2 separate regions of the Homo sapiens genome follow, and region 1 is linked to region 2. Evidence: chromatin loops called from intact Hi-C (ENCODE). Cell type or tissue: PC-3. All regions are shown on one strand. Each heading gives the region's core, and the rest is flanking DNA. Links, peaks and the distances in the headings are about the cores only.

The links. Peaks named below come from ENCODE experiments on the same cell type or tissue, not always from the same donor. Only the 100,000 strongest peaks of a DNase experiment are listed, where the experiment ranks them.
Region 1: a loop joins it to region 2, with 5 times the contacts of the local background. A loop is called at or near these places in 4 of 110 quality-filtered maps.

What each region holds. Positions count from the first base shown.
Region 1 is chrX:53,241,529-53,246,906 of GRCh38, forward strand. IQSEC2 (IQ motif and Sec7 domain ArfGEF 2) reads right to left here. Exons shown (of 15, transcript NM_001111125.3): 9 at 1,804-1,943; 10 at 256-381. Among named protein-coding and RNA genes, the nearest start is that of KDM5C, 19 kb to the left of the region's middle. In PC-3, for the core only: CTCF peaks have their summits at 3,272 (motif pointing right) and 3,475; no DNase peak of the experiment used is centred there.
Region 2 is chrX:53,310,853-53,316,230 of GRCh38, forward strand. The region is part of intron 1 of IQSEC2 (IQ motif and Sec7 domain ArfGEF 2); the gene reads right to left. Among named protein-coding and RNA genes, the nearest start is that of IQSEC2, 7.8 kb to the right of the region's middle. In PC-3, for the core only: CTCF peaks have their summits at 2,275 (motif pointing right), 2,475 and 4,116; DNase peaks (open chromatin) are centred at 2,279 and 2,699; H3K27ac peaks cover 1,856 bases.

The sequences.
Region 1 (5,378 bases), core at 226-5,225, 69 kb before region 2:
GGTTGTAAGTCTGTCATCTCCTTTGGTCCTCATATTTTCTGTCCCTGTGTGTCTGTTACTACCTCCAAATGCATCTGTGAGGAAAAGGAGGGGCAGAGAAGGCCTGGGCCTTGCCTGAGACCATGCAGATGGCATGGCAGAACACCTCGCCCGCCACACTCCACACACCACACACCTACATCAATATGGTTCACACCAGACTTAGGTGTCAAGCTCACTCTCTCCCTCCCATCTCCTCCCCCACAGTGCTCATACCACAAGGAGATCATTGAAGAGGAAGACCTCCCGCTGATGCAACCCTAGCCTCTGGGGGCGGTTTGGATCTGGCACCTCGTAGAGCTGGCAGCAGCAAACCAGTCGACGGTGAGGGAGAGACAGGACCTAGACAGGCATGAAGAAACAGGTGTCAGCAAGGCCAGCCCATCAGCTTCAGGCCTCCTGGCACCTTAACTTTCAACCGCAAGAAGTTTACCACTCATACATGTGTGTCACTCTGACACAAGGGGTATCAGCAACTAAGACCTAAACTTATCTGCTACCTTGCCTTTGCCCTTCTGTCTGGAATGTCTTTCTTGCCCAGCTCTGCATGGTCATATTTCAACTCCCTTTCAAATTTCCATCCCGGCCGGGCGCAGTGGCTCACGCCTGTAATCCCAGCACTTTGGGAGGCCGAGGCGAGCGGATCACTTGAGGTCAGGAGTTCGAGATCAGCCTGGCCAACATGGTGAAACCCCGTCTCTACTAAAAACACAAAAATTAGCTGGGTGTGGTGGTGGGCGCCTGCAATCCCAGGTACTCAGGAGGCTGAGGCAGGAGAATCGTTTGAACCCAGGAGGTAGAGGTTGCAATGAGCCGAGATCATGCCACTCCACTCCAGCCTGAGTGACAGAGTGAAACTCCATGTCAAAAAAAAAAAAAAAAAAAAAAAAAAATTCAATCCCAAAATGATCTCTTCCAAGAAGCCTTCCCTGATTTCTCCAGGCTGAAAATGGTCTCTCTCTCCTTTCTCCTCTCCTAAACTGGACCATAAAGCAGAAGTATTATATGTGTCTTTGTTTCACACCCCGACTGGTCTGTGAGTGCCCCCAAGGATAGAGAACACGTCTGATTCATATCTATGAATGCCCAGCACCAACTCTGGTGCCCAGCAAATGCTGGGCTCAGTGGAAAGGCATCCACAAATGTTTGTTGGCTAAAGCGTTTTCTTTTTTTTTTTCTTTTTTTGAGACGGAGTCTTGCTCTGTGGCCCCAGGCTGGAGTGCGTTGGCACGATCTCAGCTCACTGCAACCTCCGCCTCCCGGGTTCAAGCAATTCTCCTGCCTCAGCCTCCTGAGTAGCTGGAACTCCAGGCATGCACCATCACGCCCGCAGCTAATTTTTGTATTTTTAGTAGAGACAGGGTTTTGCCATGATAGCCAGGCTGGTCTGGAACTCCTGACCTGAGGTGATCCACCCACCTCGGCCTCCCAAAGTGCTGGGATTACAGGCACAAGCCATTGTACCTGGCCTAAAGTGTGTTCTTACTTTGGTTTTCTGCTAACCATTAGCTTGGCTCTTCACTTAGGATGGACAGGCAAAGCCGGAGGTGAAAAGGATGCTAATATTTATATAGTACCCACTATGGGCCTTGGAATGTGCTCGATGCATTCACTCTGCACCACAGCCTTCTGAGGAATGCATTATCACCCACTCTGTATTGCAGGTAAAGGGCACCTGGGGCTCAGGGAGGTGCAGTGACTTACCACTTAGTGGCAGAGGCAGACCTGAACCCTGGCCCCTCTGCAGCCTCCCAAGGCACTTACTGGTTTCTTTCCAACAATCATGCGCTCCACAGCCTGCACCTGGGACACATGGTCATCGTTGGTCCGCAGTTCACGCCCCTGGATGCGCTGGTAGATGCCCACCAGGAGGTCTCGGGGGATGTCTTCACCATTGTCAACCCCTGGGGGAGGGAGTAACACAGGGATATGTCACATAATTATGGGCACTGGGTGGTAGGGGTGCTCCACCACCCCCACACCCAGGCACGGGCCACGATAGTCAGGACTGAGGGTCAATGGGTACCCTCGGCCCCTTAGCCAGGATTGGGGCAGGGAGGGTGTCCTTCAGTACAACAGCCAGTTGCTATCTTCCCCAGAGTGGGGAATTTTTTCTCAACAACTCAGAATACACTGTAATTAAAACAATCAGATACTATTGTTTGCCTTCCTAATTAGCAAAAATAATTTAAAATGAAATCCAGTGCTAGGAAGAGTGCAGGGAAGTGGGCATGTATGGTAACATAACTCTTTTGGAAGGTAATTTGGCAAGAACCTAAATGTTTGTACCCAGTGATTCTCTTCTAGGAATCTACCCTAAGGAACTACTCAGAAATATGTGCAAGAGGTATGTGCAAGAATGCTAGTGCAGGCGGGGCATGGTGGCTCACGCCTGTACTCCCAGCACTTTGGGAGGCCGAGGCAGGTGGATCACGAGGTCAGGAGATCAAGACCATCCTGGCCAACATGGTGAAACCTCATCTGTACTAAAAATACAAAAAATTAGCCAGGCATGGCACCATGTGCCTGTAGTCCCAGGTACTCGGGAGGCTGAGGCAGAATTGCTTGAACCCGGGAGGCAGAGGCTGTAGTGAGCCAAGATCGCGCCACTGCACTCCAGCCTGAGCAACAAGATTGAGACTCTGTCTCAAAAAAAAAAAAAAGAAAAAGAAAAAAAAGAATGCTAGGGCAGGCGTGGTATAATCCCAGCACTTTGGGAGGCTGAGGCAGGTGGATCGCTCGAGCCCAGGAATTCGAGAGCCAACCTGGGCAACATGGCAAAATCCCATCTCTACAAAAAATACAAAAATTAGCTGGGTGTGGTGGCACACACCTGTGGCCCCAGCTACTTGGGAGGCTGAAGTGGGATAATAGCTTGAGCCTGGGAGGAGGAGGTTGCAGTGAACCATGATTGCACCACTGCACTCCAGCCTAGGCAACAGAGCAAGACCCTGTCTCAAAAAAAAAAAAAAAAAACTCACTAAGTGTTACTTATGGGGACAATTTGAAACAACCTAAATTTTAACAATAGAGGATAGTATATCCATTTAATAAGATAATGCACAGCTATTAAAAACTTGACATTTACAAAAACATTTCAATAGCATGAGAAAATTACAGTAGCAAATTATGGGAAAAGAGTAAGATAAATTGCATGTGTGGTATGATCTGAACTATATAAAAAGTTACATATGCATGGGGGAAAAGATTAGAACGCACCAAAACATTAACTATGATTGCCTCTAGGGGGCACATTTTGGGTGATAAAAAGAAATTTTCTAATTTTCTGAATCTTCCAACATTTCTGAAATAAAGTATGTATTACCTTCATTTATTTGCTTATTTATTTAATAATTAGAGGGGGAAGTTACACATACACACACACACACCCACACACACACACACATATATTGAGAGAGAGAGGGAAAAAGAATGGATGAATGAATGATGGCAAAATTCTAGGAGACAGCTCCAAATGGCCTCTGATCTAACTCCCTCCTCCCATGTTCACCATCCTTCTCCACTTCTGATTGCTGAGTGAAACCCACTCACTCTTCTCTCTAAATCCTCTACTAGAGAAAATGTTTTCTGGGCAGGACGTGGAGGCTCACACCTGTAATCCCAGCACTTTGGGAGGCCGAGTTGAGGCAAGGAGTTTGAGACCAGCCTGGGCAACCTAGCAAGACCCTGTCTCTACAAAAAATTTAGAAATTAGTTGGGCATGGTGGCACGCGCCTATAGTCCCAGCTACTTAGGAGGCTGAGGTGGGAGGATCGCTTGAGCCCAGGAGTTCAAGGCTGCAGTGAGCTCTGCTAGCACCACTGCAATCCAGCCTGGGTGAGAGAGTGAGACCCTGTCTCTAAAAATAAAAAAAAAAAAAACAAATAAAATAAAAAAACAGAAAACAAAAAAAATGTTTTCTTCCTTGGAAATGTCACATCTCCTCCTTGGACAGGTGCTAAAGGAACATACTACATCGCACTGACTTTCTTACCAGAGCAGCCACAGCGGCACAAACCTGATGGGCAGCCAATTTGTCTTGTGTTCAGTTTGCTTTTTTTCTTTGACTCTATTTCCCTCTTTCTTTTCTGCTTAAATAATCTTAACATCTGTACCATTTTTAGTAGCTGCTCTTTGGTGATAGGCAGGGCTCGACATCAGTAGAATAAGCAAAAAGAGCAAGGTGACACCTTTCATCTGGCATTCAAGGCCCTCATATATTGGTTCCATATATTGGAACCTCATATATTGGGACCTTCCCAACCCATCAATGACCTCATCTCAATTGTTCTTTTTTTTTTTTTTTTTTTTTCAAGACAGAGTCTTGCTCTGTCACTCAGGCTGGAGTGCAGTGGTGCGATCTTAGCTCACTGCAACCTCTACCTCCCAGGTTCAAGTAATTCTCCTGCCTCAGCCTCCTGAGTGGCTGGGATTACAGGTGTGCACCACCATGCCTGCTAATTTTTGTATTTTTAGTAGAGATGGGGTTTCCCCATGTTGGCCAGGCTGGTCTGGAACTCCTGGCCTCATGGGATCCACCTGCCTCAGCCTCACAAAGTGCTGGGATTACAGGTGTGAGCCAACGTACCCAGCCCTCAATTGTTCCCTAAAGAAAATAAATGTTCCTGCCTCTGCGCCTTTGGTATTCTCATTGCTAGGTAAGCCCTCCTCTATCTCTATTGTGTCACCTTCTCCATGCCTTCAAGACCCACCTTAAAATAAAAATACTACCTCCTCCAGGAAGCTAGCTAGAGGTGGGCTCTCCCTCCTTTGAGCTCTGACTGCACTTTTGGCCTCTCTGATGTCACTGTTCACTTTCTGTCTTATGTTAGTTATCTGGGTGCTACAAGTCAGCCTCTCCCACACACAGGGAGCTCTCTCAGAACAGGGAGTATGGCAGATTCCCCTCCATTGTCCTTGGCACCCATCATGGGGCTTGGCACACACTAAGCGCTAAGTGTTGACTGGCTGGCTGGTTGTTTGGTCGAGTGATAAATGAATGCATGAATAGAGGAAAAGGTACCTAAAATAATTAAATGAGTCCTCATGGGCATAAATAAGAGAGGGAAAGAAGGAGCGAGGAAAGGACAAGTGAATTACTGAATGAATGAATGAATGAATCAGAGTAAAGCCTTGTAAGAGTCAGGACTTTAATCTATCATGTTCACTGCTTGAACCCCAGGACCTAGAAACCTGGTACACAGTAGAAGCTCAGTACAATGGGCAAATGACGATTTGAGTGAATTAATAAGTGAATATCCTGGGAACATCCAGCTAGGGCAGAAAGTGACAGCATCACAAATTAATTTCCAAGGAACAGATGGGATCTCCTGCATCCT
Region 2 (5,378 bases), core at 262-5,261:
GCTCACACCTGTAATCCCAACATTTTGGGAGGCCGAGGTGGGCGGATCACCTGAGGTCGGGAGTTCGAGACTAGCCTGACCAACATGGAGAAACCCTGTCTCTACTAAAAATACAAAATTAGCTGGGTGTGGTGGTGCATGCCTGTAATCCCAGCTACTCGGGAGGCTGAGGCAGGAGAATCCCTTGAACCCAGGAGGCGGAGGTTGCAGTGAGCCGAGATCGCGCCATTGCACTCCAGCCTGGGTGACAGAACGAGAGACTCCATCTCAAAAAAAAAAAAAAGAAAAGAAAAGAAAAGATGCTCTGAATGCTGGCATTCATACTAGGGTGACTCTTCTAATCAGCGTTCTCTTTTCTGCTCACACCCTGACTGGCCTTATACAAGTCCTTTCTCTCTCTGGGCCTCAGTCTTTTCATCTGTAAAATGAATAGCTTCAGTTGGATGATTTGTCAGAGTCCTTCCAACTTGTGATTTCTTGATTTCTATGCTGGTATTATTAAAACCCTACTGGTCATGAACGCTGCCACTCCTCTGAGCTTCCAGAGCAGGCTGCGCTCCCCTCCATCATCATCTTTCTCCCCACATAGGTTATCTCTACTCCCACTGCCCAAGCACAGGCCTGATCATCTCTCATCTAGACTGCTGTACCAGCCTCCTCCCTGGATACCCTCCAATCTATCTTCCAAACTGCCCTCTAGGGGGATCTCTCCAAAACGTGGCTCTTGACATGTTCTCCCACACCACAATAAGCACCTCTCCCCCAGTTTAAAATGCTACTTGGCCAGGCATGGTGGCTCATGCCTGTAATCCTAGTACTTTGGGAGGCCAGGGCAGGTGGCTCACCTGAGGTCAGGAGTTTGAGACCAGCCTGGCCAATATGGCAAAACCCTGTCTCTACTAAAAATACAAAAATTAGCCAGGCATAGTGGCACACGCCTGTAATCCCAGCTACTCGGGAGGCTGAGGCAGGAGAATTGCTTGAACCTGGGGCGGGGAAGAGGCTGCAGTGAGCTGAGATCACGCCACTTCACTCCAGCCTGGGCGAAAGAGCAAAACTCCGTCTCAAAAAAATAAAAACAAAAACAACACAAAAACAAAACAGCAGAAAGCTCCTGACGCTGCTAGTGAAGTGTCCTCAAGATGTGAGCCGGCCAACCCTCCAGACTCCCCTGCGAGTCTCTCTGTTTGTGCTCTAGTTTGTACTGAACTCATAAAAAAACAAAACAAACAAACAAAAAACCTCCCCATACACATATCCTGCTGGGCCCATACCTCTGTGTGTTTGCTCATGCTGGCCCCTCTGCCTTAACCTCCCTTTTGCCCCCAATTCCCACCAACCCACATGCTGTCCTTCTTCACCTAGCTAACTCAAACTCATCCTCCAAGCCTCAGCTCAGGTATCACCTCCTCCAGTAAGCCTTCCCTGACAGTCCAGGGTGATGTCTCTCCTTTGAGCACCTGTGGCCCCCTGTGCTCCCCTCTGGCATGACACACTGGATAGCACACTGCAATCGTCTATTTCCACCACCACCTTCTCCACCCAATTATGAGCACCTTGAAGCCAGGAACTATATACTAATCATAGAATTCTCTGCCTGTGATGGCACAAGGCATGGCACATCCTGGCATGCAATGTTCACTGGACTGACCTCTCTCTCTGAAATGTGGTGAGCTGCCACATGGTTTCTCCTCCTGTCCTCCCACAGCACAGAGCTTTACAGAGTTATTATTAATAATAATGGCTATCGCTGAGTAAACACATACTGTGTGCTCAGCGCTTCACCTACGTCATCTTATTTAATTTTCACAACCATCACAATGAGATGGGTTGTTTATGAATTGGCTGGCATATCAGATATACAGTTGTGAGAGATGCCTCTCAGATTTATAAGAAAATGTGGGGGAAGAGCCAAGTTAGGTACTTTTCATCACAGATATAATGACAATAATTCTAAAGTGGTTATATGAAGGAAAATATTGGTTTTATTCAGGTGAATGCAGTATGCTGTATCCTGGAATCCAGCAGGAAATCACAGGGCCTGGATATGCAGTCCTATCACTCCTTTAAAAAGGTATAAAAATCACATCGCTCCAACGAAATGCACTAGTGAAACATTAGTGAAATGGTACCTATTAGGTGATGATAGTGATACATTTACATCTAAAATGTTGGAGGAATAATCCTGATCAGCCGTGTAGCTCTGGCTTGTCATCTTTGTTTTGAAAGGGATGCGATGCATCGGTCTTTGCATTGTTGTGTGTTTGCCACATTCCGCCTCTAGGGGGCAGGGCAGTCTCATGTATTATTTTCCATTCTCAGCTTTCCAGCCTGATCAGGACCTTGATGTACGGTATGCCAGGCAGCCAGGAAATTTTCTGATACAATTTTTTTGAGGGAGGTAGGGGGCTGGCAACATGAATCTCATGCATCAGAAAATACAGTTTTATTCCTATTTACTACTTGAGAAAACTGAGGCTCTGAAAGTGAAGTGATTTGCCTAGAGTTACACAAAGTCCTTCCATGGCACCACACTTTCTCTGAATGCTAAGGTCCCAGAGAGCTTCAGCTACTAAGCACTGGGGAATGGGCTTCCCCGTGTAAATGCTTCCAACAGGCAGGCTTGGAGAGAAACCAAATACCATGAGGAAGTTATAGTAACTGGCAAATTATGTTGCCCTAAACGAGCTTCCCCAAAAGAGGAAGTAAGTCACTTACTAAGCATTCTTCCCCATGACCAATGTTTATGATCCTGCCAGGGAACACTGCAGTGAGTGAGGCAGAGGGGCCAAGTCTTATGTCAACCCTGAGATACCATGTCCAGCTCAGGGTCTGAGCTCAAGAAAGGTTTGATGGATAAATAAGCAACTTCCCACTGGGCTGAGTGAACTGCACACAGGTCCTGTGCAGGCCTCTTTGCTCCTTTCAGAACAGAAGACTTGGCATCGAGGGTCAGGACCACAGCCTGACATGGCAGGGAGAGATAATGATCAGCAGATTGGTCTAAATGTCTCCAAAGTCTCGTCCAAGTCTGCTACCTTGACATTCTATGAATCGGAAGGCTGGTGAGCGTGAGAAGAGACAGCAAAGGCCAAAATGGCTCCAGGGAGCATGAGAAAAAAGCCACAGAAAAGCCAAAAGAATTTATTTTTCCTTAGGGATGGGATCTCAATTTGTTGCCCAGGCTGGAGTGCAGTGGCACAATCATAGTTCACTGTAACCTCAACCTCCCTGGCACAAGTGATCCTCCCGCCTTGACCTCCCAAAGTGCTGGGAGCTACTGTGCCTACCCCAAGAGAATTCTGAAGTTGTCATTTCTTACTACAGGAGTCCTGGAAGGAAGAAAAAATTAGGTACCTTTGGCTATTAGTTCAGCAGGACTCAATCAGACATTCATTTATCTACTCAGTATTTATTAAGCAGCTACTATGTGCTGTGCTATGTGTTTCCAAGCTTTTAGCTCCTTCACTCATGCCCACAGCACCTAACACAGAACCTGACACACAAAATGCACTCAGTATATGTCAGTTAAATGTAAATCTGAAGGGGGTCTCAGTCTAACAGAGGGGACATGAGATGTAAACAACCATGAAGGAATAAAAAGGGGCAATGTGCTCATTGAGAGGGTCAAGGATAGACCAAACATCAGAGACACCAGCAAACAGACATAGGAGAGGTAACAGCTGAGTCCAGCCTGGGAACTGGGTACAGCAGCCCAAGAGAAGGGAACAACATGAGCAAAGACCTAGAGGCTAGCAGAAGGCCTGAGTGGGCTAACCAGGGGGGCACACGGGTCAGCCTGGCTGGAGCATAGTCTGTACAAAGACGAGAGGAAAAAGGCAAACTGGGGACAGATCCTAAGAAGACCATGCAGGGCAGGCGGAGGAGTTCTCAGGCCAAAGAGAGAGTGAAACTACTGGAGCTGGACTGCAGAACATGGTCTGGCTGCACCTCATCAGAGGCTTGATGGAGAGAGAGCAGGAGGGGCAATCTACTAGGAGACCATGGCCAAAATTCAGGGGGTGATGGTGAGAGGGAGCCTGCCTAGAGCAGGGGTCCTGGGAGCTCTGTTGGAGGAAGCTAGAGCCACATACCTGGAGTAGCTCTGATGTCTTTAAAGCCCACCTGCGGGAGGCAGCGGTGTACCATAGGTTTGGAAGCCAGACAGTTCTGGGCTCCATCTGCCTGAATAACCTCGGGCAGGTCACTGTACCTCTCTGATCCTTGTTTCCTTGTCTGAAAAAATGAAGATAATAGGCTGGGCGCAGTGGCTCATGCCTGTAATCCCAGCACTTTGGGAGGCAGAGGTGGGCGGATCACCTGAGGTCAGGAGTTCGAGACCAGCCTGACCAACATGGTGAAACCCCGTCTCTACTAAAAATACAAAAATTAGTCGGGGGTGGTGGCACGTGTTTGTAATCCCAGCTACTCGGGAAGCTGAGGCATGAGAATTGCTTGAGCCCAGGAGGTGGAGGTTGCAGTGAGTCAAGAGTGTGCCATTGCACTTCAGTCTGGGCAACAAGAGTGAAACTCATAAAACAAACAAACAAACGAACACACCCATCTGACAGGGGCTCTGTGCAAATGAGGTAAGAAGTAGTGCTCCAGGGTGGGTTAGAACACTGCGGACCCTGAAGCCCAACTCCCTGGGCTCCTCCAGCTCCTTCACAGTTCTGCCACTTATTCATTGAGTGATCCTGGGTATGCTATCCAACCTTTCTGGGCCTCAGTTTCCTCATCTGTAAAATGGAGTTAATAACAATATCTACACGAGAGGATTCATGTGGAGATTGAATGAATTAATACATGGAAAGCGCTTAGAACAAATAGTGCTTAGCACACAGTAAGAGCAGTGAAAAAATGTTAGCTATTATTACATAAAGTCACATAGCGTGGGGCCTGGCAGAAGGCTGAGACTCACTCGGTACACGTGTGGCCTCTTCCCCATGCTCCAGGCCTTTACTCTGCGCCCAGCAAATTCAGAGACCTTGGTAGGCAGGGGTGGGACAGATGAGGAAAGGGCAGGCAGCAAGTCTGGTCTGACGTCTTCCTCCCAGCTGCCACCTCCATGAAGGGACCACTCACATTCCTTCCATACCCCTCATCCCTCACCCACCGCCCAGGTACTCAAACAGCAGCCTGGCCTGGCCTGATCCCTCCTTCCTCTGAGAACTTCCACTCCTCACCATTCTTGCCACTCATTTTGTCCTGAGTGTTGCCTCTATGGCATGGCTAGGCCTGCAACCCTGTCTCCCTGGATGGAGGGGAGCAGGGGTTCTGCAAGCGCTAAGAGTGCAGTGTTTGCTCAGCCTCGTGGCCCCTCCTGCGCTGTGCACACAGCCAAGAAATGTTTGTAGATGATAACAACCCCATTCTTG